Regions from separate parts of the Mus musculus genome. Here regions 1, 2, 3 and 5 are each linked to region 4. A link is a loop called in an ENCODE intact Hi-C map of the cell type or tissue named here. Cell type or tissue: heart. All regions are shown on one strand. Region 1 overlaps Ets1 (E26 avian leukemia oncogene 1, 5' domain). Region 2 has its middle 27 kb from the start of Gm27166. Region 3 overlaps Ets1 (E26 avian leukemia oncogene 1, 5' domain). Region 4 has its middle 12 kb from the start of Gm27162. Region 5 has its middle 43 kb from the start of Gm27162.

Region 1 (5,000 bases), 210 kb before region 4:
ACTCTTGGTGTAACCCTAAACAAGGAGGTGAAAAACCTCCATTCATCTTTCCCATACCTCCATTTATGCTGTGCCAAGAATTGTGTAGCTTAAGATGAGGGCTCACCACTGGCTTTTGTGTTGAAAAGCTGACCCATGTGCTCTGATCCAATAGGCCTCCAGTAAAACTGAACATTTGTATCTGCTCATTTCCAGGTGAGGCTGACATGTCTGCTTGGGGCACCACACTCTGAGAACAGCTAGGACAGAGTGTAGTCTTCTTCTCTAGTTTCTGAGTGCTCATCAGATCTCACCGTCCGTCCCTCTGCCAGAGGCAAGGCTTTCCTGTCCTCTGGAATAGTTCCTGTTCTGGGCTAGCATGTGCCTTCTCTTTGGAAGTCCTATTGGCACTGTATGTGAACGTTCGTGTCTGTAGATCTTTAATGCCTGAATCCACTGCAAGGCTCACAATCCACTCTCTCGGCCAGCGCTCTTTCTGTTCTCTTCCCATCCCCTGCACATTGCAGGCACTAAGTAATTCTTGGTTGCATGAATAATATTGTTCCTTCTTTCTATAGGTAACCGAAAATGCGTAGTAGCACAAATGGTTTCAGTGAATAAGAAGGATAAATGGGGGAGGGGCGTGGGTAGTGGAAATCAGAAGAAGAATAAGCATGTTTGTTCGCCAGGATTCAGAGTGTTGTAAGCAGGACATGGGGTTGGTTCTTTTTTCAAAGAGGCCTACCTAGTATATTGTGGAAAACCCCTTCAGTTTTACCTGCTGTGATGAAGACGTGAACACAATTCTTTCTCAGCTTGCATTCTCTGGCTCATTCACACTCTTTCATTCTTCATGAGTGGTTAATTACCTATGCGGGTTTTGTTTTTTCATATGCTGCCTTGTTTTTCCTTACAGACATGGAATGTGCAGATGTCCCGCTGTTAACTCCGAGCAGCAAAGAAATGATGTCCCAAGCCTTGAAAGCTACTTTCAGTGGTTTCACAAAAGAACAGCAGCGACTGGGAATCCCCAAAGGTATACTTTTGATCGTAGGAGAAAGGACCACGAAGACTGGATCCTTAGGAAAGGCTCGTTTGCTCTCCTGTAGCAGACAAGTTTGGAAAAAATTTATTTTAGAGTCACGATGGGTGACCATGGATGAACCCAGGGAGCTGTGGTGCTTATTATTTATATTCTGCTCTCTTTCATGTACTTTGGCAAACTATGCTTGTGCTTTGGGTGTTCCAATCTAAAAGGGTTTTCTGAGAATGGAAAGAGTCTGGAGTTATCATAAAGAAGTGAGCTGTGAATTGTCAGCTGTCCCTAGAACATTTCCTGGACAGTCATGAATAGGCAAGCTGGGTCTTGTTTTTATTTTGCTTTGTTTTGTGTTGATGTTGTTGTTGTTGTTAAGAAAGTTGAAGGAAAACTGTCTATAAATAACACCTCGTCTGACTGTAAATAAAAGACTTCCAGCGTGGCCAGACCAAAGTGTTGTTTAGATTCTTAGAATACATCTGCACATTTTTTTTTACATCTTCTGTTTACAACTTTACCCAAAACCTCGGTGGACCACAGCTCCAAGCATCCTTTGTGGACCAGAATGCCAGAGCATAGTGACTTCTGAGCCCTGAGTGTTCCCAGCATCTCATGCAGTTACTTGTGGCTCAGGCATCATTTGAGTGGACGTAGAAGCCTGCTGCCTCCTGATTCCTTTTGGTGTCATTGGCAGGTACAGCTCTGTCAAACCTTAGGTCATGTTCATGAAGATTACATGGCTTCACTGCTACTCAAAGCTGTCCCTGTGGTCACAAATAATGATACTTCAATGACTTACCATTACTAATTGCTGTGATTATTATAAAACCTGAGTGGCTAAGATAAAAAATAATTGAGTATAAAAAAATCTCAAGTGTATTGCAGCGTTGAGAGCAGAAAGAGGCATGTGCAGTTTGTGGGAAACACTTTCCATTGCTATTGCCATTAAAGAAGGCATAGTCCCTTATCTGGGGGCTTTTGATATTTTTTAATGAGAATCAGGGTGAGAGAGGAGATCAATGGAAATCTTGGCCTGAAAAAAAAAAAAGCAGGGAATTGCTGTTGGCTGATTTTAGCTCCTCCTAGCTGAGGAGATGGGAAAGTGGGGTGCTAGATGAGGGAGGAAGAGTCTGAGAGGTGCTGGACAAGATGCTGCTCCCAAGGTGTAGAGTAACTAGCATCGTCAGCTCTGTTTCGGCCCTTCCCTGCCTTCTCCCAGCCTGACCTACTATATCCTCGCTTGGCCTCTCTTCTCAGACCCCCGGCAGTGGACAGAAACCCACGTCCGGGACTGGGTGATGTGGGCTGTGAATGAGTTCAGCCTGAAAGGTGTGGACTTCCAGAAGTTCTGTATGAGTGGAGCAGCACTGTGTGCCCTGGGTAAAGAATGCTTCCTCGAGCTGGCTCCAGACTTTGTTGGGGATATCCTGTGGGAGCATCTAGAGATCCTGCAGAAAGGTAAATGTGTGCAAATGGGGAGGGGCACTGGGTGGAGTTTCTCTAAGAGTAGGAGGAAGGCTGGCCCAACAGTGGGATGCTCTTGCTGTTGTTGCCTGTGGGTGTTCAGCCATGGTATAGACGGTATGTGGGGCTGTGTTTGGCTCAAAGCAAGAGCTCAATACATGTTGGCTTATTTTCTTCTCTGCCTTAGGAGTTCATATTTTATTTTTTTTTTAAACAAGATTGTACTTCTCTAGCATCTTGTATACAATTCGAGTTATTTTCTTAGACCCATACATTATTTGAATAAATAGTGTCTGAACTTAAATAAATCTGGATATATAAAACAGGAGTTTCACCTGCTCTGGAACGTTTGATATATACTCCGTTGGTCTGTGGTGTATTCTCTCTGGTAACAGGAGAGTACAGCTTTTCCAAGCCCATTAGCAAGACAAGTTTCTCTGCCAGTCACTGGCTTGGGATTAAGGCAGCGTAGAATACCTTTTACATTTGGAGCCAAAGCTAGGGTTATATCAGGACGTGGTGTTGCAACCTTGTAATGACACAGCCTCCTCTACTGGCCTGGCCTCTTCTAACCTTTTTGGACCAAGTGACTCATGTCCCGTAGCTCCGGCTGAGTATAGCAACAGCAGCGGGCCGCAAACTTGGGTGTTTCTGTGCTTATTTGTCTAAATTTCTTCTTAAAATAAATGGCAGTTACCAGCAGTCAGCAGTGCCCTACAGCTGACTGTAAGCCTAGAAGCCTGCTGCCCTCTGTAACCAGGCCCACCCTTTCCCTGTGGTTACCAGCCTCAATCTCTAGGCACAGCATCTGGGGGCAGGGCACACAGCTCAGTCCATGTAAGACCTTCCTTTGTTTAAGAGAACGAACACCTCACTCTAGAGACCTAGAGACCTAGGTTCCAATCCTCTGGGCATATGAATGTGGTATGTCTTCCTCCACCTCAGCTTCTTGTCGAAACTGATCCCTGGATGAACACAGTTAAGGACTTGGTAGCTCTTCCTGTGGCTGCTGCTACTCAGGACTGGACAACTGCTCGCTGTAGGAAGGGCACTGGTGCAGACCCCTAGGCACTGACATAATTGACCTGTTCATAGGAGGATAAAGAAGGATGTGGCAGACTCTACGCAGCACCGGTTTAACTTCTGTCTTCTGAACACAACAGCAGGTTGCACCAGACCATGAAACCAAACATAGTCTGTCAATATGGTGCTTCTGTGAACTCTAAATGAATTCCTGCAGTGGACGTACCCAGAGCTGGGGGTAGTCTCGGTCTGTCAGAGGCTGATCATGGTCTGTTCATATCCTTGATTCCAAAGTGCTGCCAAATATAAACTCTTGAAATTAGCCACAATCAGTGATCGACCCTTTAAACTTTACTTACTTCCAAGTCTGTTTTCGTTTCACTTCTCACCCAGTGCTCTTGCTGTGATGCTCCGAGGAAACTCTACCACTGAGACAGGATTAGACTATTGACAGTGTTCATGCAGAGGAGCATTGTCAGGGATTTGAAGTGAAGCAGGGTGTAATGGAGTCGGTGTGAGGAGGCAAGTCCGGTCATCCTAGCCAGGGTCCCGTTGCTTGAGGCAGTAAAACTGTCAGGCTATGGATTTCCGTTTCTGAAGGGATGACAGGGACGTTTGTGCGTAGGACAGCGTCCCTTCTGTTGATCTAACAGGAGCAGCATGGCAGCCAGAGAGCATAGCTGCTTGGGGTGGAGCTGGAGGCCAAAGGTGCAGGGGATGTTTGAATCTGATAAGCCGCTCAAGCAGTGTGTAATCATTTTATCTCAACTGGGAACTTTTTTTTTTTGAGTGCAGGCATAAACTTGTTTTCCCATCAGCCTTTGCTCTCAGGAGGCTAGCAGGTACCTGAGGAAAAACCCGTATCAGCAGTCTCTCTTGATGACTGATCTTTGCAAAGAAATGCAGTCAGGCTCTGTAGAGTGTCGACAGCTACTGCGATTGATTCTGGGGTAGCAGAGTACCCCGAGCCCCACTGCGAAAGATCGGCTCTCCGCTACACTTTATTTCTTCCTGGGTCCTAATGAAGTTGGAATCTAGGCAGTGTGGACGTGTTGGCTTCTGTTACTTTACATAAGTCCTCACAGTTCACTGAGTGGCGTCACCTTACCAGAGTCCTGCTTCTTGTCTGGGCCTGAACTTGAATTCTGAGAACAATGAGAAAAGCAGAATTCAAAAGGACAAAAACAATCCAGATATCTGCAAAAAGTGGAGGATACAAATACCCACTTGCCTGAAGGCTAGCGTGTGTTCTGAAATGGGTTTTAGTCGACCCGTTTGAGTGTTAGGTGCTGATCTTGGTCCTTGAGACATCCCCACACTTGAGCCTGAAGATTCAGTTCTCTGAAGGGAAACAGCAAGACACCACCCAATAGGGATGCCCGTTCTCTCAACCCTCAGTGATTGCCCACTGGGTCTCCTCCCAAGATAAATGGACCAATCCCGTTTCACAGCTGCTGATATGTTAAGCTCAGCCGTACTTTAGTGATGTCATCCT
Region 2 (5,000 bases), 63 kb after region 4:
AGGGGATATTGGGAGTATTTCAAAGCTTTCTTGTAATTCCATGTGTTGTGTTTTATTAAAAAGGGAAGAGAGCCAGGATATGTTTTGGTAGAGTAAGGTATGGTGAGGTAAGAGGGGTGCCTCGGTGGGCACATGCTGAGGCATCCCTTCCCCCTGAAGTACCAGCCATAGGATGGATGTGGTATGGAATAGAGTTTATTAGGGCATGGGAAGGGAGGTGAGGAGGGAGAGAGAGAGAGAGAGAGAGAGAGAGAGAGAGAGAGAGAGAGAGAGAGAGAGAGAGGGGAAGGAGGAGGAGGAGGAGGAGGAGGAGGAGGAGGAGGAAGAGGAGGAAAAGCTGGCCAGGAACACATGGAAAGAGAAGGGGGAAGGGGTCAGGGGAGAAAGGGGTCAGGGACAGAAGAGAACAAGAGAGTAAGAGAGCAAAACAGCCTCTTTTATAGTAAGCCAGGCATACCTGGCTGTTGCCAGGTAACTGTGGGGTGGAGTCTAGAAGGAATGCTAATATGATAACATTCCTCCATTTTGGTTTAGTTTAAAGAAGGAGAAACTAGAAAGAGGTGATGATGAAGCAGGAATAGGGTTGTTGTGATCCTTAGTTGCTTCCTGCTGACTTTGGAGCCATGTGTCTCTGGAAAGCCTAAGAAAATGGGGATGAGGATGTTGGCCCATCTTACGGGAGAGGTGGTTACTTCCTTGCTGTCCAGGGTCTGTGGAACCATCTGGGGGTAGAAAGGAGTAGGTCCAGTAAAAGTGTCTGTGTCTGTGAGAGAAGGCTGGGGCATCTATGGGTTTCTTCTCTGTAGCTGTCCTGGGTGTAGATTTTGAGTAAACTTCTGGACTTGGCAAGATGCTGAAACACACACACACACACACACACACACACACACACACACACACACACACTTGAGGTAGAGAGTAATAGAGAGTAAAGTTGAGTAGAGAGTTTTGGGAGAAAACAGTTTTCTTACATGAATATTTGAAACCCTTAAGTCTTGGTGGTTAGGGCAAGGGGCATCCCAGTCCCAGGGAACAGGAAAGGAGTCCCATCCTCTGGAATAGGTGACAGGTAAGAACTTAGGCTATTGATTGGCAGGTGTACTTATCCAGATGGAGTCTGTTCCATGAGAGGTAGTGCTTGTAAGTTTAGGTGAGCTTAGGAAGACAAAAAACAAAACAAAAACAAAAACAACAACAACCAACAACAACAACAAAACCTTCCATGGAGCAGAAGAAGCAAGAACAGTTTTTCCTTCTGTCTAGGAGACTGAATGAATATATATCCTTTAAAAGACAATTCAAGGAAACTTGAAAATTTGACAACCTTGTGAATATGATAACTGATCATACAGTTTAGCTTGAGAAACAACTTAAGTCTATTTGAAAGATAACAAAAGAAAACTTAAAATTTGTAACTATGATAGCTAATAGTATAGTTTTAGCATGAGAAACATTTTAAGTCTACAATTAAAGTCAATCAAGGTGAACTTAAAATTTGAACCTGTGATTATAAGAGTTGGGTTGTATAATGGAATGTTTTATTTGAGTTAGGCTAATTCTTAAGAACTCTATTGGTTAATGTTAGGAGAGTGGCATAACAAGGGCCGAAAATCTGAAGCATTTAGTCACTGAAAACTGAATTTAGATAAGGAAGCAAGAGAAGGTTACATCTGTGAAAGGTTACATTTGAACTTGTCTACCCTTTATCATGAAGTCTATGAGAAAGGCAAACCTGCCTGTCTTTGATAAGATATCTGGTAGTCTTAACTAGTTAACAAATTGACTAATAGGCTAATAAGGTGGTGGATTGTCTTGAGGTAAGGAGTTAGAGGTCTGTTTTCTAGCTGTCAAGCTGTAGTTACTTTAGCTGTCAATGTAGTCAGAAATCAGCGAAGAAGAAATTATAATCTAGCTGCCATTCATTGGTTAAAATGGCAGAATTTGGTCAATAGTCCATCACCTAAGTTCCCACATCCTGTGGTTTCCATTCACAACTTGGGCAGTCAATCTGGCTGTCAAGCCCAGAAGATGAGAAGAGTTTTTTTTTCCTATGGAATAGTAATGTGGGAAAAAGTGACTCACTTTGATTTAGGCAATATGAGACATTTAACTCTCTGATGGCCTCTGTCCAGAGGGTAGGCTAAGCTCTGGCAAGGAAATGGAGCAATGTTTCTCAGTGGTTATCATTACAATCAGGGAAGAATCTTGTCCCAGATCTTCTCTGACATCTTGGAGGGTAAACTGTCAGGATTTTGGAGTCTTTGTCTATCATAATAATATTTAACATTACATTTTAGCAGATTACCGATAAGATTGTGAGCCAGTATTTATCTACTAAGCATATCTGAGTTAGACACTCTATGTTTGTTTAATTACTTACCCTGGATGTATCAAGCAATTAAAGAGAGTACACTATGACTTAATAGCAGTAGCAAAAACAAGGCTAAGTGTATATTTAAATAAGGCAGTGATCTTTAACATTTTTACATTTCAAAAATATTTAAATTAATATTAAAATCATTATTTACCAAGGCAATTATTTACCAAAGCAGGATAGAACGAAAACCTTATCTTAATTGAAAATTGTCTTTGGAGGCTTTAAATCAGACTGTACTCCTAAGGGCAGCAAAGTGGGGGACTGCCCATAACAAAGATGGTGGACGGTCCTGGGACTGCCCTTAGCTAAGATGGTGCTGAAGCAATACTATAGGAAAACCTTATCTGCTCACAACAAATATGGCACCAAAGCTACAGCTCCACCTGGAGGAAAGTCACAGGTTATACCTTAGAATGAAGCAGCAGAAGTGTGAGACACAAACATATAGATAAATCTAAGCAGCATAGTGTGAGGGTGTGTGAGGGGAAGCGTTGGGATGAGCATCCAACTGGAGTGTGGAGCTGAGGTTACAAGCAAGGCTGAGGCAGCCCTCCTTCCTTCTCCCTTTTCTCTCTTTCCTTGCCCCTCTTCTTCTTCTCTCCCTCTCTTCTCTCTCATCCCTTTCCCCTTCATCCCACTATAGCAAGCAACGGTCATCTGAAATTCAGACATCATGTCTTGCCGATTTGAACTTCCATCTTTACAAAAGCCACCTTTCCTGGGACATTTTGCTGGAACAATTCAACCAAACAAAGACAAATACTTGCTTGATTCTCACAGTTAGACATTTATTTTAGTTAAGGTCTTAATGCTGTGATAAAGAATGTGACCAAAAGCAATTTGGGGAGGAAAGTGTTCTACTGAGAGAAATTGAGGCAGGAACTTCATGAAGCACAAGGCAGGGAAGAACTCTGCTTATGCGCTTATTCCTGTGATTTTCTCTTTCTCATGCATCTTATGACTATCTATGTAGGCATAGCACCACCCACAATAGTCTAGACCCTCCCACAGGAGGGACACCAATCAAGAACATGTCACCACAAGCTTGCCCATAGGTCAATCTGAGGGGCCATTTTCACAAAAAGGAGGCTTCCTCTTCTCAGATAAATACAGTGTGTGTCAAACTGACAAAAAAAAAATTCCAAAAACCAACAAAACAAAACAAAACAAAAACAAAAACATACAAAAAACCCCAACAATTAGAATTCCATCCAAAATAGTTGGAATAGATGCTACTATTAAAGTTTTAAGGCAGAGAAAATTGAAGCTCAAATTTCTTGAGAGAAAAGTAGCTCTAAGTATCTTTAAAAGCCACTTCCAGAGCGTCAATATCATTCACTTGCAATTGAGTTTATAGTCTTTGTGTATGGTGCATTCTGTTTAGGTGTTATTTTAGTAGGCTTCAGACAATTTTAGCTACTTGATGTATAGGTGGCACAGCTGTCCACACCACCCAAAAATCTCCTTCTATGTATAAGGACCATGATGCTGATTTTAAATGAAATTTGCTAGGTCCCCATGCTGGTTAATATTGATTTACAGACTAGTTCAGTGGCTCTCAATCATCTTAATGCTTTAACCCTTTAATACACTTCCTCATGTTGTAGTGCCCCACAACCATAAAATGAATTCAGCTGTGACTTCATAACTGTAAATTCCTAATGTTATAAATCCCAATGTAAGTATTTGATATGCAGGATATCTGAATATGTTACCCCTGTGAAGGGCTGTTTGACCTTCACAAGGGGTCAATACCCACAGTCTGAGATCTTCATCTCCAGACGCCACTAGAAAAGACAAGCCTCTATCTAGATTGGGTTAACGTCTGAGCATGACTTTGAAGGATTATCTGGATTAGGTTAATTAGGTATAAAGATCTACCTTAACTGTGGCTAGCACCATATCATGGACTAGAGGCCCAGGGTGAATAAGAAAGGAAATCAAACCAAACACTAGCATTCATTCCTCTATGCTTTCTGTCTGTGAGTGAAACCATCTGTCTCAAGTTCCTGTCACCACAACTTTCTCATCATGGGATATCCTTCCTTCTTTAAGTGTCTTTCACTAGGTGCTTTGTTGCATAATGAGACAAGTAACTAAAGCAGGCTCTGACCTCAGAGCAGAGTTATAAAACAATGTGGAATCAAACTTTAAACAGCTCTTTGTCCTTGTGATTCTCTGTTCTTCATAAATTGGAGCAAGGCTCTTATCTAGGCTCAACATGATTATATCAAGTTAGGCATAATTATGACCTGGTTACTGTTTTAATTTTGAAATTAAGTATAATGGAAGGAGATTCAATTTTCTGTCAGGTTGACAAGGGATCGATTTGTGATGGCTATTATTGATTGTCAACTTGACCACATCTGGAATGAACTAAAACCCAAGCATCTGGGTATGCCTATTAGGGGTTTTTCTCGATTGAATCACTTGGGGTAGTTATCAACCTTTGGTCTGGGCCACACCTTCTGGTAGCAGCTAACAAGACATGAAGAATAAAGCCCCTTTTCTCTGTCTGCTTGCCTTTACTCTGGCTGGAAATTCCATTCCGTTACTGGTATTAGAGCCTACTTCTTTGGGATTCCAGTGTATACTGAAGACCATGTGAGACAACCAGTCTCAA
Region 3 (5,000 bases), 230 kb before region 4:
GTAGATCAGACATTAACTATGTCCTCCCTGGCCCTGGTTTGATAAGAATGGCACCCTCTGTTTCCAGAGCTGCTGTACATTCCAGTGTCATGCAATCAAACACTGCTTGTTTAATGATCACTGTCACACACCAGGAACCTCTCTCTCTTGTGTGTGAGGGGGACGTCTACAGTTTGGTGATTGTCACTCAGCCCTTGTAAACTGCAATGGGAACAGGTAGCAGAGGGAGCCATAATATGTACATTTGTATATGTGTTGGCTTTGTGGATAGTTGTCCGCTGGGGTTTCTGAAGAACTTAGGGAGAAATGTTGCTCCAGAATGACACTCTAGGGCTTGGTGATAGGAAAGACATGAAGAAGAGCCTCTTCCTCCTAGTTCACAGCAGTGAGCAAATGGTGGTGGTATAGACAGAATCCTGGGCGGGAGTCAGAGTAAGACAATCAGTAAAGCTACGGTGGGTCACCTCCAGGGCTTCCTTCCCCATTAGGAAAAGAAAAGTTGGACTTAGATGACATCTAAAGGCCCTTCTAACTCTTGCAGGAATCGTGTGGGACCCTTGGCCTGTGACAGAGCTCCACAACTCCTCCACCACTGGCTGCCTCCCTTTCATTCATCTTATAATTACGTCTGGTTGCCAGGCGGGAGAGCCTCCCTCCAAGGAGTAGTTAAGGTTTTATAGCAAATTCTTTCTGTAAATTCTTTTCTGCTTCTTGGCTGCAGATGAGGCTTTTCATAGCTAGAGTGAGGGTGTATGGAGGAAGAAGGCAAAGGAAGGGTAAATAAAGACTCAGGTAGACTGCATGGAGTGATAGTTTACTCTTCTTCAGCCAAAGCCGAAGAGATACTGGAGCCCAAATTATAGATTAGGTAGATCTGCACGGACTGTGGAGAAAGGCAGATGACAGGGTTAGCAAGGGAACCTAATGGTATAGGGAGGGTAATCATGAACTCTTCCAAGTTTATCTCTCTGGGTCCTAAGCAACTCCTTAGCAACCAGGAGACTTTAGCAGGGATCAACTCTTAATTATGACTTAAATGTCTCAGCTCCTAGGGGTCCAGCTCCTTAGAGACACACGTTGAGATTTACAGGACTGCATAGGGTCTTTATTCTGTGAGTTGTTGAACATATTAATCTGAGGCTATAAACTCCAGATGGGGGCAAGAGCACTGCTTGCTTTTGTGCAGGGAATTTTGAAGGCTGTAGGCCGAGAGGAGGGTTGTGTCCTATACTTGCCAAACAAGCCACAGGTGGGGATTTTCATATCTTCTCTGGTGTCAGCCTGGCCTTGGGTATGAATGCTATGAATGTGGTCGTCTCTCTGCCTTCTCTCCACTCCTACCATGTGGCTCCCATGTGGCTCTCTTGAATTACACTGGGATGAGTCAGCAGGGCCTTTGGAAAGAAGGGGACGTTTTGCCCGTAGGGAGAATGGGTGGAGAGGAATGGGAGAAGCAGGGTTTGAACGGAATACTGCATCAGCTTAGTGTTCCGTGCACCCATGCCAGCATCCATTGTCCGATGTATTTTAAGGTGGTCTTCCTCTGGGTTTTTTGTCTTCACCTTCTGTACTGAGTGACTACATCACTTGCCAGTGTGGCCTGGAACATAATATCTCAGTTATCTTCAGATTTATTTGTGTGCCTTTGGGTACTCTGAACTTGTAGCACGCATCTTCCCTCATGCACTTGTGAATGAATGAAGCTGGAGAAAGAACCCAGTGTAACCTGTAGCTATTCTCTGAGTCCGTTGGACCCAGCAGTGCCCTGGTTGAGCTCTAAAATGATCCAACATTAAAGTGCTTGCCTCCTTCTCACCATGGGAGGGTGTGTGTGTGTCTCTCTTCTATATTCTAAGCTAGTTAAATGAAAAACAGGACTTCTGCTTCTTTTTGCTTACTTAAGTGTTGTTTTTCCAGGAGCACAGAAGGAAGTCACTCATGGAGGTTCAGAGGCAGGAGCAGAAAGCTGTTTCTCCACAGGGATCTTTGTACTGGGTCTCAGATGTTTTGGTGTGTAGGGGGGAGGGTGCGGGGGGGGGGGAGAATCTGGGTTTGTGCTTTGGATCGGTAGGGTGGAATCCAGTGGATGAAGTTGCTGACTATTGGCTGCCTGTCAGTCCTCTCATGACACAGGTGGCACTGTATAAGGTGGACAGGGTAACAGCTTGCAGGGACTCACTGCTGAGTCTCTTTTCCTATGGCTTCCTTCTGCCACCAGCCTGTAGCAGGTTGTGGTCTATCACAGACTTATCTGACTGCTGGCTTCCATTTTAGTAAGCCTGTGGGAAGAGGGAGAATAAAAGTAAATTAATAGTGCGGGGGGAAAAATTGAATATCACAGTATGAAGTCCTGTTAGGAGAAAAGTTGAAATTCCAAAGGGAAGACAGGGCAATAAGAGGGAAGGAAAGGTCTTTCTGTGTCTCCATGCATTTCAGCTCGTGGCCTCCCTTTTCTCCTTGGTGCTGGATTGAACCCAGATGCTGGACAAGAACACATGCTGGACGAGTGCTTTGGCCTTGAGAGACACCCCCAGCCCCGTGTCTTAGTCCCTTTATTCTGCTCCAAGGGAGCGAGCTAGGGAACTTAACCATAGAAGAGCTCTGTTGTAGTGTCACCAGCCGTGGTTAATGAACAGATGTCTTGGGAGCCGTAACATTGATCTCTATTGTTTGGCTGATTTATCCTTGGCATCCCCGGAAGAGGCCTTAATCACCTCTCAGGTCTACCCATCTCAGAGGGGACTACGGAGGGCAAGCCAGTTCTACACTTGGCGAAAGAGACCTGTTAGATTGAGAGGGAGCAGGATGAGCAAAAGAATAGCTCATTCCTCAGCAGGCAGCCTTTGTGGTGACCTCATCTTCCTCCTAGCTCTGGTCCAGTTGGAGCTATGCATACAGGGCAGACTTCCAGTTCCTCCTGTCTGGGACTCACAGGGGCAGATATAAATAGACCAAGACTTTGTCTGTAACCATTGTTCTCTGGCTGCCCATTGTTTCTGGTGCTGAAGCCTACCCCCTCCCACCACCATTGCTCCTGCCCCCGACTCACTCTCACTGTGCAGAAGTTTGAATTTCAGCCTGGCTATTTTCATTTGCACTTGTCTGGTGCTTGGGGAGACCAGAGGAGAGAAACAGCCTACAGTGTAGATCAGCTGAATTATAAGCCTCCTATTTTGATGCCAGCAATGGTTTTGTCTGAGTCTTTCCTGGATATATTTGTGGTCCAGACAAAGATATGTGGATGTGTCGATAGTTGAATCAGGAGGATTTGTAAGGGGTTCAGCAACTGTCCCCATGATTAATGCTCCTGTGTCAGAGTAATGCACGGTCTGTGGTGTTATATTATAGGGCTCAGTACTTGGCCATTGCCTCTTCGGTGTTTTTTTTTTTTTTTTTTTTTTTTTTCATAAGGAGCTTAGACTAGAGAAAGATGCAGAAAGCATTTTTAGTAAGGTGCAGATGGTGCAAAGGTTGAGATGGATAGCTAATAGGGTAGATTTAAAAAAGATTTTTACATGGGGAATTACGGTTCAAAACAGTGGCATTTGCTATAGATAGATCAATAAAGGCCAAGGCTATAGGTGTGGGACTGGCTATGTGAGTTTGTCTAGAGGAGGGCTGGTAGTGTCTTTTGTCTTTTGCTTAGTAGTTGCTATGTTCTCACTTTTAGGCAACCATCTCATCGGTCTCAGTTTACCCTGCTTGTTGGATGTTCTCTATGGAGGTGTATGATGCTCCTTAGGGGGTACAGACATGCAAGACTGCTTTTAGGGGGAACAAGAGGCCACTGTGAATGATTGCATTAAACGGGGAGTTTAAAAAGCTGGACAGAGGGGTTATCAAGCAGGAAGGATAAAAGCTGAAAACCTGCTAGCCGAAGGATCAGTAATGCAAGGGCTTTGACTGACAGAGCCAGGTCTGAAGGACACAGCTCCTAAGCAGGCATCCTTTGACAAAATGTGTATGATAGTTCTTCTCATAGCCATCACGTCTTATGAATGAATTGAAAGGCTCACAAAGTAGGGCACAGCTGGGTATCTTAAGCCAGATGACAGTTAGAGAAGAGAATGCCAATTTTCACCCGGGTTCTGCCTCTCCTTTGCTCGTCACTCCTTGTCATTCTTGAGAAGCTTAGGTCCCTGCTATGTGGACAGTCTGTTGCATGTGGCGCCATGTTGTGCGCCCGCGTGGCCTCGCCTGGGAAAGTGGGGTTGCTCATTTTGTGTCACAGTTTTCCTGCTTTGGATACAGGCAGTTGGGCTGTGTGGATGTGTGTGAATATGCATCTTCCTTCTCAGCCCGGATTTATTTATTAAAAGAAAAACACATCTGCATAAAAAAGCCTCAGAACACAGGAAGAATGTCTACTTTGTTTTTCTTTCTGTAGCATCAAGACACGCGGGGTTTTGGCTTCCTCTGAGGGATTTTGAAGACTGGCTTTCATCTCAAACGAGCCCCCCCCCCCATTGGAAAATTGTCCTTTTTAAGGGGAGGAGGGGTTACATGTATTTATATAATTTTTAAATAAATAAGAAAATTGGGAAGAGAAGTTCCTTTCAAACTTCATGGAAAATATTCCATTCTGAATTGGGAGTAAGTCGCTGCATCTCCTTAGCTCCTTCCACTTGGCCTCCTGCCTCTGTCCTGGCCCTGTCCTCCTTGCTGTCTCCTCTGCCTCCTCTCCTGCTGTCTCTTCCCAGACAGGCCCCAGTTCAGCTCTCTCAGGCCATCTTCCTCAGCTAGCTGTGAGCCACTGAACGCTCCCTGGAAGAGGCCTGGCTCTGTGTTTGTTTCCTGCGTGGGAGGGAGAGGCAGGCCTTGAGAAAACAGTTCAAAAGTGCAGAAAAACTACCTCTTCCAGCCTAAATAAACCGGCTTTGCTCCATTTGTTTGCCCAGATTTTTCCTTTGCCCATGGAGAAAACGTTTCATCTTCTACCTCTCCTGGCTTCGCTTTCCTGGGGGAGGGGATCCCTAGCCCCCCTTCTTCATGCTTGCTGT
Region 4 (5,000 bases):
GTCCTTCAAACAGGTATATTGTCCCTGAAGATAGAAGCTTCCAGAATGCTCTCATCCTGTGCTGGCAGAATTCATGTTAAGTGTGCCATCTTTATATAAGAGCCACATGGGAGAATCGCATGGTCTGAAGTTCAGATTCAGTTCAGAGTTACAACAAGGCATATTTTTTAAAAAGTCATTGAAAGGGGAGAGTCCCAGATTAGTTGCAAGTAAGTTGGGTATCATGGGCCCGATCTTTGCCTCAGACCTACATGATAATGTAGGAACATTTTCAACTTTCTCCTTCTCATTTGGCCTCGTCTTTCTCTTCAAAAACCTAAAGACCAAAGGTACCGGAAGCCTTGATTGTCAGAGTTCAAAGCCCTCGATAAACATTTGACATTTGGAAATGTGTCTCCCTCCCCTCCCTCTGTACCCTCATCTTGCTTGCATTGGCACCAGCCTTAGAGATAACCATATCAGGCAGAATAAATGAGACTTGTTTCCTTCTAAAATGTCTTCCTCCTGCACGATACAGCTAAGCACCTCGGGCTTGCTTGTATTTGCAATTAGACTTCTCTCTTCTGACTTTTAGGTCAGAAGATAGAAAAATTCAAAAATTTCTGGAGAGAGACAGAAACCATGGAACTTTTAAACCAAAAAGGGACTGATAGATTATTTTCTCTGATAGTCTTGTTTGATGATGGTGGTGGTGGTGAGTGTGATTGGAAAAGTTCACTACATTGTTTGCAGTCAGTTACTGAGCTGGTACCAAACCTCAGAAGATGTATATAGACAAGACTGACATTCCTAGCATAAAGGCTTGCTCAGGCTACATTCATTTTTAGCAATAATTCTGAAAGTTCAGACAGTGGGCTCTCCCAGAATCTACACGGACCAAATTCTCTCATGAATTGATCAAGGAAATAGACCAGGCTTGTCCTCCGATATCTTTCTTGGGAGGTTTGCTAGAGGACGGAATAGCTCTGGGTCTAACCTAGAGTCTGTGTTTCAGGCAACGAGTTGGGCTTCTTGAGTTTTGTGTAACTGCCCTGTACCCAAGACTTAAATGCTAAAGTTGAACCTCCCTCCACATCCTCCTCCAGGCTTCAAGATGTTGAGGAACATTAAGCTGGTGACAGAAGAAAGCTGGAGACAAGGCTAGGTCCCTGCTTTGTACAGGTTAGGGATATCCAAAAAAGAATGCTCAAAATACTTCCCACCCCCATACACACATACCCCAAAGGGACAGAACACTAGAGAAGTTCTTTGCTTTTGGTCTTAAGGGGATTTTTTAGAGCAAATACAAACAAAAATGAAAGTGGCTCAAAAATAAGTGGTAATATTCTCCTAGGAATTACAAATGTGACCAGAGACGGAAGAGAGAAAATGGATAGAGTTCCCAAACTTGGATTTATCTGTCTCCTCCCATCTTGGACCATATCTGGCATTCTCTCTAACTCCCATGCCTCGCTTGAAACACTAAATGGTTGGAAGACCAGCGGAGGTGTGTAAAACCTCGTTCATCTGCCATGACATCATTTAGAGGCTGCTTCTACTGGACCCTTCGCAGAGGTGTAGTGCTCTGTGTGGTTTGTGTGCGGTGGGGCAGTGGGGGCAATCTTGGAATCACAGCCACCTGATACATGGTGTTCACTTCTGGGGCTCCCAGCTCCCAGCCCCCAGCCAATACTTTGCTTCCTCAAGGACTAGTGAGAATAGCCTATTTAAACCCCAATACACACTCTCAGTCTAGGGCACGACCCCTTTTGCTGCTCTTGGCTAGCTCTGTAGTCCCACCCTCAGCCTGCAGGGTCCTGCCGAAGCCGAACCGTGCACTTCCGGGTCCCACACTCCACTTGCGTGCTTCCCAGCCCACTAGAGAGATTTTTCAGAAAACTATTTTTAGAAATAGTAACCTCAGAGTAAGCAAGGCACGGCACTCCAGATTGGGCGTTTTTCTGGGGCAGTTGAGCTAAGGAGCATTCGTTTAAAGAGAAAGGTGTAACAGCCGCCCTTGCTGTTCAACCCCGGAGATCATTTCAGATTCCTGGGTTTGACTCCCTCTAGCGTCGCGATTGAGAAGACATGTCTAAATCCAGGCTTGGGAGACTGGTTGGGAACCAGGACAAAAAGTGTTTTTCTTCGCTTTGTTCCTAAATTCCTCTCTGCTCTCCGCTCTCTCTTTTGTGACAGAGTTCCCAGCATGGGAAGAAAATGAAGATTAAGTATTAGTTTAAGAATAGTAAAACAATTTATTTGCATCTTTTTTTTCTTATTCCGGGAAGGATCAGCGATTAAACAGAAGTTTATCTCAAGAATGAGGCTATAATGTAACTTCTGGATATCTCTGTTTACATTAAGTCTAGTCCCTGAAGAGAATCTGCATGCGCACTGTTAGGGAACACTGTGTACTGTGCATCTTGTCTCAGAATTAGGGTCAGCAATTCTGCTGCTTTTGGAGAGGACAAATTCCGAGGAGGGGCTTGTGGGCACAGTGGCGAGCAGCATGAGACTTTGCAAACGTAAGAGACACAGCCACATACTGCTAGCAGCTCAGAGCAGTGTGTCTGTCTTTGCAAGTTGAAATCATTGGCTGTTTTATCATATTTCCTTATGAATTTGATGAGCCTGCTTCAAGAAGGAAACTGGAGAAAAAAAATGCAAATTAACTTTTCTAGACCGAGTGCCCTGAGATTTCGCTGACGGAAAGGAACCCTGATTGAAGGGATCTTCAGTGGTCAGGAGGGCTCAGTCCTCCAGTTATCTGGTTTGGTTATAAATGACTGGATTTCTTCTATAACCTGGCTGTGGCTTACTAACGTCTGAGCTACAGAGTAAACCAAAGTGACTGTGGGTGATAAGAGGGGAAACGTGTGTGGTGCACACTGAAGACATGCTCATACCTCCCGGGCTGTTTTGAGTCAGACTTTGTGAATTATGGAACAGCAGTCATTCATTCAACAGAAAGCATTCCATTCACAAACACTGCAGCTAAGCTCACAATGGTTCATTATGAGGTCTTTTGCTGAAGGGCTGCTTGCCTTGCCAGGGTAACAGTCTCTTCTTTGACTGTCTTTCTGTTCTCATTTACCATTTTCACATATTTCTCTTCAGAACTTATCTGATGTCTAGCAACCCCTGGTGGGGAGTCTGGAATGCTCACCCCCCCCAACCCCACCTACTCAGCCTGTATACATCAAATGATTTAATTCTTGAAGGTGGACCATTCTAGTGCTGATTTTCCAGGATGTATAGGCTTGTTTGCCTTGGCAGCCACAGAAAACAAAGGCATGGGTGGTGGGCTGGGAAGATGGCTAAGTATGTAAAGTGCCTGTCTTACATGCTCATGACCCAAGAAAACAGAACCGATAAACAAACAAACAAACAAACAAATGGGTGCATGCTATGTACAATGAAGAAAGACTCTGAACTATGGCTCTGAAGATGGTTTTAAGTGTGAAGAAAGTATGAATGAAAGACGGTGAGGATCGAAGTTTTAGGACGTCAGGTTGCAGTATGGGTGGCGAATGTCTTCCTTGTTCAATATGCCAGAGGCTCTCATAGGTGAGGGCGGGGCAGTAGTTGAGGAGAAAACAAAACTATTGAGCTGAAGTTGCAAGGAACTGAATTGCTTTTCTTTTCTTTTCTGTCCTTTTTTTTTTTTTTAAAAAGGTTTTCATTGGGTCTTTGTGAGTTTCCCATCATGCACTCCAGTTCTGCTCATCTCCCTCTTCCCTCATATCCGCCATTCACCCTGCAACCCTCCCCCCCCCAATAAAAACAAAACAAAACAAAACAAAGCATAGAAAAGACCCCATTGCGGAAGCTGCAGTGTGTCACAGTGTGTCCCACAGTATATTTCTCTGTCCATACATCTTCACTTGCAAATGTCCATTGCAGTGAGTCATTGGTCGGGTTTGAAATCTCTGGCTTCTGTGACACCATCAGAATTGGATCCTTACCTGTCCTCCACTCCATTACCCTGTTGTTGCCCTGGATCATGGGGGATACTGCAGCCTTGGATTAGCAGGACAGGCCCTTTTATGCATTCCAACCTTTTGCAGATGATAGAGATTTTGTTGGACCAACTCAGAGCCTTGTGTCTGGGCCTAGGAGGTAGCTGAGCTCTCCCTTATGTGAATCACCAGGGTGAGCTCTCTAGCACTGCTCTGGTTCCACCACCCAATGCCACCATCTTCAGGAGACAGGGTCAGCTCTCCCGCTCTCCTGCCCTCAGGCCCAACTCTCTTGACTGCCTCAGGTAGAGAAGAGCAATGGGGCTGAGGGCTTCCCCTACTACCCTCTACCACAGGCCACTTCACATCTAGTGAGTGGGAAGGCCAACTCTCCCATGTTCTCGCCCTTGGAACCAGCACATCCAACATCCTTCCACTAGGGCCTGCTCTACTGTGCTTCCTGAGTGAGGCACAGGACTGGCTTTCTCCAGTGCTGCAGCTTGTGAGGGGCAGGGCTAGCTCTCTCATGCTCATGACCCTGTGGGCAGCTTTCCAAACTGCTGAAGATGATGAAGAGTAGGGGGTTTGGGGGATTATCTCTGAGCCTATGCCAGTCCATGACAGACAAGTGGTAGGATCAGCTCTCTCACCTACACTCACGCCCTTGGGGCTAGCTCACCCACACCATTGCTACCAGGGCCAGAATCTCTGTACTGTACAGGTGAGGTGCAGGACCAACTCTCCTGAGTGCTACCATGATGGGGCCAGGTCTTCAGAGTGCCACAGGGGAAGGGCCAATTCTGCACAGCCCCTGGGCACCCACATGGTCCCTGGTAGCTGCCTCAACCAGGGATATCTCCATGTTCTCTAGTGGTAATATAAGTCACAAATAGAGACTCGGACCCCTGCCACTGTGTAGCCACAGACCCAGATATGGCCCTCAGTGACACCTAGGGATGGGACCCCATAATGACCCCAGGTGGCAGGGCTGGCCACTCTCTCTTCTTAATGCTCTAGCTGCTTCATGTCTTTCTTTAAGACATCTATCCACTACATAGTCAC
Region 5 (5,000 bases), 55 kb before region 4:
AAAAATGATGTTTTATAAAATGAAGCACTTATCCTTATAATTATGTCATTTAGCACAGCATCTAATATCTGGCCACAGAATCTCAAAAGATGTTTCCTTGAGCCAGGCACAGCAGTACATGCTTTTTAACTTATTTGAGCACTCAGGAATCAGTGGCAAGCAGGGCTTGTGACTCTTATTCTCAATCATGAGTTTCAGGCCATATACGGCTAACTAGTGAGAGCCCGTTTTCTGGTTTTGGGTTTTTGTTTGTTTTTTGTTTGTTTGTTTGTTTGTTTTCGTTTAAATGCTTCCTTGAAAGGTTGGAGATGATACTTCTGTCCCAATTTATAAGTAACATGAAGGCAGGATGAAGAGGTCAATGTTTCTACCTTAAACTTACTAGAATCATCTATGTGTTTATGATTTCTTGTGGATATGTTTGTGTATGTGAATGGGTGAGCAATCACCTGCATGTGTAACTCAGAGGTCAGCTTTCAGGAGTCATCTCTCTCCCTCTGCCTTAGGAGTTTTGAGAAGTGAACTTATGTTGTGTGGTTGGGTGGCAGGCACCTTATTCATGGAGTTATCTCACTAGACTTTTGTCTACTTTTTCAGAGCTGAGAATTGCCAGGGGAGAAAAACATACATGAAGTTATTCAATAGTCGCCTATGCATCTGCAGGGTCTGGAAGTCTCCATGGCCATGAATTTCAAAGGAACCATGATATGGGGGAATTTGAATCCTACTTTAGTGTACCTCCTACGCTTCTTGAAAAAAGCATATTTGTACTGTTTATCCCTTATATAATGTACAAGGATTTAGAGACGAGGCAACTGTGTAAGCCAACTACTTTTCTAATTTCCACTGAATATACAGGGTTTTATTCTTTCCATAAGTATTTCTTATATTCCCATTCTGGACCAGGCTGTGGTCCCAGGCATTGCATGCAGGTCAGAGATATCGGTTGCCTTCAGGCAAGTATGTGTCCACATTCTTTTCCTTTTATAATAAAACTACACAGCACCTTGTTTCATGTCTCTTCTGCCTCCCTATCCCATTGTAAAGGGCACCATTGGACAGACGAGCCTTCTTCAATCTCCTATATTTGAAAGCCTATACGGTAGCCTAAGGTTTTCAGTGCCACACGTTACACAGATACATGTATCTTAAGCTCGGACTTGGAACTATTCATGTCAGCCTTCCTTCCATTCTCCCAGCTAGTTTCACATCATTCCTTTCCCCACTCTGGCTTCTGGTCTGCCCCCTTCCTTCATGGGTTCATAGAGAATGTTCAAACTGTCCATGTGTCAGCAACTGCTGTGTGTCTGCATGAGTACTCTATAGCAGTCTAGTTGAACTTGTCATTTCTTGCATGCTCTGTGATTGTTACCTTTAGGCCCCATTTATTCTCTCTTCCCTGGTAAATGTAGCATGCATTGCAGACGGATTCCTGGTTGCTCCTTTATTGAAATACCTCTCGTAAATCCCTTTTATTTTCAGATTCACCCAAAACCAAATAATCTTCATTTTTTTCCAGCCTATGTCCATCACTTTGTTCATGTGTTCTAGGGTTCCATGTATACCCATGTCACAGTCACCCATCCAGGAAATCTCTCTCTGTTAGGCTGTGTTGAAGCACATGTGTGTTTTTTACATTGGTTTTATTTCCCTTAAACTGTAATTGAAGTGTCAGGTTCTTCACAGAGCCCATGTCAGAACCCCTACAGCCCTCATTATCCTTGTTTTCCTCACACGGCACATATTTTATGGACTCGGAGCTTGTAAAGACCCAGAGTTCATGCTTCAGGTGGCTTTAGGTTTTTGTTTGTATCTCAAGTACTTACCAGAATATTTGGTCAATTAAAGAATAAAAGATTAATTAATCAACCGTTTAATCAATTAATGGAAGACAAATAAAGTGTAATAAGAGAGTAAGTAATTCCCAGGTCCAAACATTGGGGGATTAAACATAGGCTTTGTGTCACTTAATGTCCTATCATCACCCATGAAATAAAGACTGTACAAGTCCTTCTTGGAGTTGTTCTTCAAAGTGGCTACGGTAATATATAGAATAGTTTGAACAATGGCCGACCTAGTGTAGAGACCCTGTAAGCATTTGTAAGTCCTCTGATTTGGCCGTAACACATTCCTGTAAGGAGGAGAGTTTTGGACAAACTGGAGGAACTGGAAGAAGCCTGGGAAGGTAGGTCATCAGGTCATCAGTTTGAGTCCTGAGTGGTGAACGGTAGAAGACATGTCCTGTTTTGTTTTTCTGTTTCTCCTTGGGCATCACGATGATGCGATGCTTTCCAATGCCCACTGTCCTTTCTGATCTCTAGGCTCTTTCTTAAACCAAAACAACAGCCATCTTTTTGGATCTTGTGTTCCAAGGCCCCTCTTTCACTGTGCCTGGCTCTCATTCGACAAGGGGGTCCTATAAGCTAAAATCAGGCTGCTTATTGTTCCTCCAGGCCTCTCACTGTCAAACCTTGTGTATCCAGCCTTGCTGGGCTCAGTCCAGGAAACATCTGCAGAGACAGCTGCAGGGCTCCATTCTCACTCCCATGACCTGGCCTGGGCAACCTGCAGGGCCACCTTCTCCAAAAGGCTGCGTGGGGAAGCTGAAGAGAACCAGGAATGGGATTGTCACCTGAGGCACAGAGGGTTCCAGTGACGTGACCTTATTGTCTAAAAGACAGCTGGTTGTTGTTGTATGCTTTTCAGTACAATAAATAAAGCCTTCGGTTGCTATGGCAATGTCTGAACTGCCACAGTGCCTCTGAAGGTCCCTCCTGCAGCCCCTGGCTGGGCTCTCAGCCTAGAGAGGTTATGAGGCACATGGAAAGCAAATTATTTGCACAGATCCAGCTAATGAATAGCTTTGGACAGGGGACTTCCTGAAGCTGGTGGTGTGCTCCACCCAGGCAACTTGACTGAAAAGTGCATTGTTATGTCTTCCACAAGGCTAAGCCATTTGTTGGGCCCACGCCTGCCTGGGAGGCCAAGTCTGGCTCACTCATCTCACACCAGAGTCCGAAGAACATCTTTCCTGCTTTGCTTCTTCAAACGCTAGGGTTCCTGCTGGGTCCTCTACCTTTTTGTGATTCCTGAGTGGATGTGGTCAGCTTGGATGGTTTTTGGGGGGAAGGAGAGCCTTTGGAAGGGTCTTAAATTCAGTAGGTTTCTTTTGGGGATCTGAAGGATGGACCAAACCTGTCTTCCCTGTGCTTTTCGGATGCACACACCCCTACTGTGAGCTCATAATACTACCACCAGGTACAATCACCACATAGGACCATATAGGACCCATGCCCTAAGCATGCACAGGGATGGGCATGCCTCTTAAAGGGAAAGAACGAAATATACTACAGGAGTGGTTAATGAGCAGGGCAGTAGATAACTGGGGATGAGAAAAATGAGGTCTGACCTGCCAGAAGATCTTAAAGAATTCTTTTCTAAACATGTGCCAAGGCTCTGTACTTTGGTTGCTTAGATCTTCTCTCTCTGGGAACCTCTGCAGTTTGTGTTTTTGATATGGAAATGTGCCCATTGATCCCTGCTGGAGGACCCATAGCCATGGACTGGAGAGGCTGCCTCAGGTTGAAAAAGAACAGAATTCAGCAGGTGGCTCTTCCCACTTCCTCCATTTCTCCCCTGTCTGGAGGCTTGTTTCTTTTCCAGCAGTCTCTTGCTCAGCTCACATTCTTCCCAGTGCTCTGGCGGGGACATCTCTTTGTTTTTAAAAGCAAAATAAATGAATTCTTGATAAGGGCTGCCATGCTCCTAAAAATCCATATGGGGATAAAATGTAGACATCTTCAAAAGGAAACTTGAGCTGCCAGACACTGCTTGGGCCCACCATGAATAATTCAACTCTGTAGGTAGTAGACTCAGACTGGTTTTGAAGTGGCCTTTACATTAACCAACTAACCAAAGGAAAGTGTTGCGCCTGGTTGCAGGCAACACAACCAAGGCCCAAGAAACTCATCAAATATGCTCACTAGGAATTTAGCTGCTGTCCTCAGTGTGTGTGTGCTATCATATGTATAGATTGGGAGGCTTCCCCCCTTTTTTTAATTGGATATTTTCTTTATTTACACTTCAAATGTTATCCCCTTTCTCAGTTCTCCCCTTCCTGAAAACTCTCCATCCACACACCCCCACCCGCTTCTATGAGGGTGTTCTCCTATCCATCCGTCCACTCCTGTCTCCCCACCCTCCATTCCCCTACACTGGGGCATCCATCGAGCCGCCATAGGACCAAGTACATCCCCTTCCACTGATGCATGACAAGGCTATCCTCTGCTACATATGCAGCTGGAACTATGTGTACTCCTTGGTTGGTCACTTAATCCCTGGGAGTTCTGTGGGATCTGGTTGGTTGATGTTGTTGTTCTTCCTAGAGGGTTGCAAACCACTTCAGCTCCTTCAGCCCTTTCTCTAATTCCTCTGTTGGGGTCCCCATGCCCGGTCCACTGGTTGGCTACGAGCATCCACCTCTGTATTTGTCAGGCTCTGGCAGGGCCTCTCAGGAGACAGCTATATCAGGCTCCTTTCAGCAAGCATTTCTTGTCATCCACAATATTGTCGGGGTTTGGTGACTGTATATGAATCCCCAGGTTGGACAGTCGTCTCTGGATGGCCTTCAGATTTGGAGACTTTTAAACGATGATACTGAATGCTGCTTTTGAAAGCACACTGTTCACATAAGCGTATAAGTTCATAAGTCTGTGTACTTATCCAACCAAGATTTTCTAAATTTTCTTAGGATCTATTCCAGACTGTTAACAAAACAAAACAAAACAAAACAAAACAAAACAAAACAAAACAAAAGAATCCTATGGACAAAGAAAGCATGGTACCCTTGCAGTCTATATGATTTTCAAAGTCCTAAGATAATATTAGAGACTAAAAAAACCCTCAAAATTCAAAATTATACTACAAAATTAATCCATTTTAATTTGTCATTGTGTCATATAATCTATACAGAAATTATATTTTTCCAGATTTATGAGTAA

What was found. A loop is a pair of places that touch in the nucleus more often than their neighbours do. Peaks named below come from ENCODE experiments on the same cell type or tissue, not always from the same donor. Only the 100,000 strongest peaks of a DNase experiment are listed, where the experiment ranks them.
Region 1: a loop joins it to region 4, with 2.2 times the contacts of the local background. A loop is called at or near these places in 13 of 42 quality-filtered maps.
Region 2: a loop joins it to region 4, with 2.2 times the contacts of the local background. A loop is called at or near these places in 3 of 42 quality-filtered maps.
Region 3: a loop joins it to region 4, with 2.6 times the contacts of the local background. A loop is called at or near these places in 12 of 42 quality-filtered maps.
Region 5: it touches region 4 in a loop (2.2-fold over the local background); 3 of 42 quality-filtered maps call a loop at or near these places.

The regions. Positions count from the first base shown.
Region 1 is chr9:32,727,780-32,732,779 of GRCm38, forward strand. Ets1 (E26 avian leukemia oncogene 1, 5' domain) reads left to right here. Exons shown (of 10, transcript NM_001372534.1): 4 at 896-1,015; 5 at 2,276-2,476. Among named protein-coding and RNA genes, the nearest start is that of Gm3331, 53 kb to the right of the region's middle. In heart, a CTCF peak has its summit at 3,042; DNase peaks (open chromatin) are centred at 2,422 and 3,052.
Region 2 is chr9:33,001,995-33,006,994 of GRCm38, forward strand. No RefSeq gene overlaps it. Among named protein-coding and RNA genes, the nearest start is that of Gm27166, 27 kb to the right of the region's middle. In heart, a CTCF peak has its summit at 2,749 (motif pointing left); no DNase peak of the experiment used is centred here.
Region 3 is chr9:32,713,355-32,718,354 of GRCm38, forward strand. All of the region lies in intron 3 of Ets1 (E26 avian leukemia oncogene 1, 5' domain), which reads left to right. Among named protein-coding and RNA genes, the nearest start is that of Gm3331, 67 kb to the right of the region's middle. In heart, no CTCF peak of the experiment used is centred here; DNase peaks (open chromatin) are centred at 1,367, 2,897 and 4,847; H3K4me3 peaks cover 211 bases; H3K27ac peaks cover 2,947 bases.
Region 4 is chr9:32,938,707-32,943,706 of GRCm38, forward strand. No RefSeq gene overlaps it. Among named protein-coding and RNA genes, the nearest start is that of Gm27162, 12 kb to the left of the region's middle. In heart, CTCF peaks have their summits at 2,049, 3,119 (motif pointing left) and 4,367; a DNase peak (open chromatin) is centred at 1,845; H3K4me3 peaks cover 1,019 bases; H3K27ac peaks cover 1,601 bases.
Region 5 is chr9:32,883,596-32,888,595 of GRCm38, forward strand. No RefSeq gene overlaps it. Among named protein-coding and RNA genes, the nearest start is that of Gm27162, 43 kb to the right of the region's middle. In heart, no CTCF peak of the experiment used is centred here; a DNase peak (open chromatin) is centred at 2,826.